Linked DNA regions of Homo sapiens: region 2 is linked to region 1. Evidence: chromatin contacts called from ENCODE Hi-C or POLR2A ChIA-PET data. All regions are on one chromosome and are shown on one strand. The core of a region is the stretch at or near the end of the contact, and the rest is flanking DNA. Distances in the headings are between cores, read along the strand shown. Region 1 has its middle 59 kb from the start of BRD1. Region 2 has its middle 26 kb from the start of ALG12.

The links. A loop is a pair of places that touch in the nucleus more often than their neighbours do. ChIA-PET counts read pairs that join two places held with the same protein, here RNA polymerase II (POLR2A). Pooled maps may share reads with other maps.
Region 2: a map of CD4-positive, alpha-beta memory T cell shows a loop between it and region 1 (2.9-fold over the local background). The contact joins two enhancer-like sites. A Hi-C loop is called at or near these places in 4 of 168 maps with a recorded cell type or tissue (CD4-positive, alpha-beta T cell, CD4-positive, alpha-beta memory T cell, naive thymus-derived CD4-positive, alpha-beta T cell and 1 more), 1 of 37 single-sample maps with no recorded cell type and 9 of 50 pooled maps. POLR2A ChIA-PET finds 5 or more read pairs at or near these places in 2 of 52 experiments (H1 and Panc1).

Annotation. Positions count from the first base shown.
Region 1 is chr22:49,767,370-49,769,966 of GRCh38, reverse strand. No RefSeq gene overlaps it. Among named protein-coding and RNA genes, the nearest start is that of BRD1, 59 kb to the left of the region's middle. Within about 2 kb of position 1,311, at least 5 of the 41 ENCODE cell types and tissues checked have a DNase peak (open chromatin) inside an H3K27ac peak, as active enhancers do.
Region 2 is chr22:49,891,138-49,893,734 of GRCh38, reverse strand. It overlaps a transcript of ALG12 not described here. Among named protein-coding and RNA genes, the nearest start is that of ALG12, 26 kb to the left of the region's middle. Within about 2 kb of position 1,319, at least 3 of the 41 ENCODE cell types and tissues checked have a DNase peak (open chromatin) inside an H3K27ac peak, as active enhancers do.

The sequences.
Region 1 (2,597 bases), core at 62-2,561:
GAGGACAGGGGCTGCAGGGAGAATGCAGTGAGGAGCTGAGCCCCAGGTCCCCTTCGCTGTGGGTGGGCCCTGCCTTGGGCCACATGGGGGTGGCAGGAACCAGGGGCAGCAGGTAGGGAGTGAAGACCCTCAGTCAGACCCCCAGGAGGTCCAGCCCAAATCTGTGTTGCTCACTCCATCCCCTAGAGACCCACTCGGGCTCCAAATCCTTTGGGCCCAGGCTCTGAGCACCCAGGTTGTGCTTGGACTGCGAGCACAGGGGGTGGGAGGCCCTGCAGCCCCTTCCTACAGATGCGCCCCTCCCCTGAGGCTCTCTCAGGGTGGGGGTCCCCTCGGGTCTCGTCCCTGACCCCCCGGCCTGTCCCCATGCCCGGTCAGTGCTACCTCTGAGCCTCCTCTGTGCGCCATCACCATCTCCATCCCCACAGAGCCTCGGTCCAGCCCTGCGGTCTTGTGGACAGTGACCCCTGGCCTCACAGGCCCTGTCCTCTGGGTGCCCACTGCACTGAAGAAGTTGCTGGGGAGGAGCGAGGGGTGAGGGGCCCCACCTGATGGCCGAGCGCTCACCCCCAGGCTGGGCCGTGGCACTGAGTCCTGTGAGCATCTGGAGGAAGGGAGGTCGGTGGAGTACCACGGTGGCCCTCAGGGGCCTCCTCCCCCCTCCCCCAGTGCTCCCCCTTCTGAGGGATGGCTCTGAGAGGGACTCAGAGTGTCTTCCTGTCTACCTGGAGATGAGAGCCGGTCAGGCGGTGTCTGTGGCCGGAGCTGGAGGCTGTCAGAGTGTCTTCCTGTCCACCTGGAGATGACAGCCGGTCAGGCGGTGTCTGTGGCCAGAGCTGGAGGCTGTCATCCTGTTCCCTCTGCTGGGCTCACTTCAGGGCAGCAAGGCTTGGCTGGGCCGAAGGCCAGGCGCCGGGCAGCACAGCTGTTCCATCTCTGTGAGCTTCGAGGGCCTGTGGATGCCGGGGAGTGGGGGCTGGGAGCAATGTGCAAAGGCTGGAGGATCCCAAAAATGACCCCCACACCACAAGTAGGAGAGAAGGCCTCTGCTAGTTTACAAAAATCACATTGTTCTCATGGAAAGCAGAAGATTACGGCCAAATTCTATGCATATTTCAGTATAATGAGTGTCCAAAGTGAAGTGCCCAGAGGTCCCCCTGCCCCCCCACTCTCGGGACCTAGCCAAAGTCCCCCCTCCAGGGGGCATGGTGGGGTGCGTACTCCACTGTGTGAGTGGGGGCTTCTGGGAGCCCTGGGGCTGGGGCAGCCAGACTCAGCGACGCAGTAAGAAGCCTGGACTCCCTGGAGGGGGCCTGCACGTGAGCTTGGCCCTTGACCAGGCCGGCAACGGCTCTGCGGAGCTAGGACCCCTCCTGCGTGGATATTTCATGACATTAGCATTCACTTACAATGTCTGCTCACTGACTCTTAGTGCAGCTCTACCTCATCTCATTACAGTTTCTCCCGTTGCAAATGAAGCACATCTCTTGTTGATCTCTCGCCCCAGAGTTTTAACATCAGCTCAGCTGTGGGGACTCCCAGTCTGAAGCACCAAGACCCTCTACTTCCTCCCTGCCTCCTCTGACTCCCCACCCCATCCTGTCCTACAGGTGAGGACAGCCAGGTTCTGGGGCTCAGCAACCGGCCTCCCATGGCGCCCCCACGGGCGAGCCAGGTGGGGGGTGGGGAGTAGAGCCCAGGGTGGGTTAGCCAACCCCCACCTTGGAGGATCAATATGTGGCAAATGCACCCACACGTGGCGCCTGCTGGTTTATGGAGTTCACTTGTTATTATCACCTATAATTAAAAGCAAATGAAAAAAGAATTGAGGAGATGGCTAGTTCCAAGATGGCAGCATAGAAGCAAGCTGGCTTCACTCTTTGCCACAGAAAATCCAAAACAAATATTCAGCACCAAGATTATCTCCAGCAACATCCCAGAACTCAAATACGAGGATGAGACAGTCCCCAGGGCCACAGAGAAGTGAATAAACTCTGAGCAAGCAGTAAGAGAACTGGAATTCTATATCTATGATGTCCCTTCCCCCAGTCTACCTGCACCAAGTGTGGGCAAATCTCCCCTGACTCATGGCTTCTGCACTGGAAAAATGAGATCAAGGTGGACTACCAGCTTCCCAGTATCTTGGGCTCCCTGGCAGGAGACTTGTTCTGCTTCAACCCAAGGGAAGCATTCAGAATGCTTAAAGGAGAAATATCCCTGAGGCCAGCCAGAGACAAAGGGAAGAGGTGGGACTAGCATCTCCAGCTCTAAAAACTGCCCTGTAATGCAGCCAAAGGAGGCACCAAGTCAGGCTGTTCAGCTACATGGTAGGAGGCACAGTCCATAGGTTCCCTGGGCATGGACCGCCAGCCAGTCTTCCCACACTGCCGGGCTATCCCCTGTGGGACCTTCCCCATTTGGGACGGGAAGCCCCACTCTGATCCTTTATTGGAGCTGAGGAAAACCTGGACTTATGTTGCCCTCTAGTGCCGAAGAAGGAGGCAGCAACCTAGCAGAAAAAAAATTCAACAGGTACATGGCAAAGAGTCTCTAAGCAAACATACCCAGTAAAAACCAAAACAAGCCAGACAGAGAAG
Region 2 (2,597 bases), core at 70-2,569, 120 kb before region 1:
ATTTAGCTTTCCCGTTTCTGCTCCTTTCAGGAGTATTCCTTGTTCCTTCCCACATCAAGTGTCCACCTGGAGAATTCCCTCCAGGATATATTTTAGGGCTGGTTGGCTGGTGACAAGTTTCTGCAATTTTTTGTTTTGTCCAAAAACTTAAGTTCATCCTCACTTTTGAGGAATCTTCTCACTGGGTATATAAATCTAGATTGGTAATTATTTCCTTTCAGCATTTAAAAAAAGCCACTCCACCATTCCAACTATTTGTTTTAGAGAGTCAGCTGCCAGCTTTATTGCTCCTCTGAAGGTAAAAGTGTCTCTCCTCCCTCCCTCTGCTTAAGGTTGTCTCTTTCTCTTTGGGTTTCAGCACTTTGCCATGATGTGCCTAGGTGCAGGTTGTTATTTTCAATTTATCCTCATTGGGGTTCAAAGATATTGACACCTATGGCTGATGTCCCAACAGTTCTGGAAAGTCCTCAGCTGTGATCTCATCCAAATGGCGCTCCACCCCTTCTCTCTCCTCTTCTGGGACTCCCGTCAGCTGTGTGCTAGTCTTTTCTCTTGCGCTGTGTCTCTCAGGCACTTTTCATCTCTCTGTACTTCAAGATGAATGTTTTCTACTGGCTTGTCTTCCAATTCAGTAATCCTTTCATCTATAAGCCTAATTTGGTACTAACTACATCTAGGGAATTCTTCATTCATCGTTGTGTTTTTCAGCATTAGCACGTTTACAGATTCTCTCTGGTGGCATTCTCCACCTTCTCATCCATATTATTGAATGTATAAATCATAAAGTCCGTGTCTGAAAACTCCAGTATTTGGATCACCTGTGAGACTATTTCTATTGTCTTATGATTCTCTTTTCAGTCACTTAGTCCTTTTTTTCAGTGTGTCTCATAATTTTTTTATGAGAGTCAAACTGTTTATCTGTAAAGTTATAGGAGCTCTGATGTTTTCATTGAAAGAAAATTTAGTTTTCCTCTAGCAGAAAGGTGAGGCAGATCGCCCTGATGCAATCAAGGCTGAGATGGCTCAAGCCATGTCCAGACTTGGTGAGGGTTGGTCCCTCTCCAGTTTGCCCTTCAGGGGACTCACCTGGAAACCTCAGAGTTTTCTCAATGGCAGGCACTGAAGTCCCAAGTTTTGTCTCCCTTGCCCAAAGATGTCTCAGCTTTCCAGCCTTTTGCTGCTATATTTGGGTTTCCAAGCCTCTTGCCTCAAGCACAAGCAGCAACCAGGAATAGGCACCTGCTGCAGGGGAAGCTGCACACTGGGAATTCGGCCACTTCTCTGAGGCTCCTGGCATCCTGGCCAACATGACAGCTTGTGTGTTGCTGCCGGTCTCCCAGCCCAGTGACACCACGCCAGCTCTGGTTGCCACCTTCTGTCAGGCCTTAGGGCAGGACACCAGCAAATGGCCCAACAGGAAAAAATGTTGTGAACACAGGACTCACCTTTATGCAAGTCTCATCTTACTAGGATTTTGTTTCTTCAAATCCTGGCTGTCTTACTCTCTGATGTCTTCAAAAAGTTTTTTTTTTTTTTTTTTTTTTTTTGAGACAGAGTCTTGCTCTGTCGCCCAGGCTGGAGTGCAGTGGCACGATCTCGGCTTACTGCAACCTCTGCCTCCCAGGTTCACGCCATTCTCCTGCCTCAGCCTCCAGAGTAGCTGGGACTACAGACGCCCACCACCACACCCAGCTAATTTTTTGTATTTTTAGTAGAGACGGGGTTTCACTGTTTTAGCCAGGATGCAAAAAGCTCTTTTTAAAAATATATTTTATATGGCCTTGATAGTTCTTGGGAAAGGTTTGGTCTGATAGCAGTTGCTGCCTCATAGTCAGAAGTGGAAGAGAAGGGAATTTTAGCTTTAAATGAAGTTCAATGTTTTATTATTGCAGGAGTGGTCTTCAAAAAGTTCATGGAAAATGCATATTATGACAAAACTATGCATGCATTTCAAAATTCTTTTGCTCCAAAATAAACTCATACTAACTTGTTAGAACATGCCTGAATAGATCTAGTTTGAGGCAGTAAGAATCAGTTTGAAAAGGGCTCCTAGCAGAACATGAATTCTGCAAAAACTGAAGCAAAAACAAGCATCAAATCTATAGTGAACCTTGGGTGGAAGAATGGTGAAAATCATGATGCTTTACAAAAAGTGTATGAGGACAGTGCCCTAAAGAAGTCAGCAGTATACACATAGATACCTCGTTTTAAGAAGGATCAAGACAACATTGGAGATGAAGACCACAGTGGCAGACCATCCACATCAATTTGCAAGGAAAATATTGATCTTGTTCATGCTCTGATTAAAGAGGACTGACGATTAACAGAACAATAGCCAAGACCACAGACATCTCAACTGGTTCAAAATTGAAGTTGAGCAAGCTTTCCACTCGATGGGTGCCAAAACCGTTGTGCCCAGATCAGCTGCAGACAAGAGCAGAGCTTTCAATGGAAATTTTAAACAAGTGGCATCAAGACCCTGAAGCATTTCCTTGAATTATAACAGGAGATGGAACAGGACTTTACCAGTACCATCCTGAAGACAAACCACAATCAAAGCAATGGCTACCAAGAGGTAGAAGTGGCCTAGTCAAGGC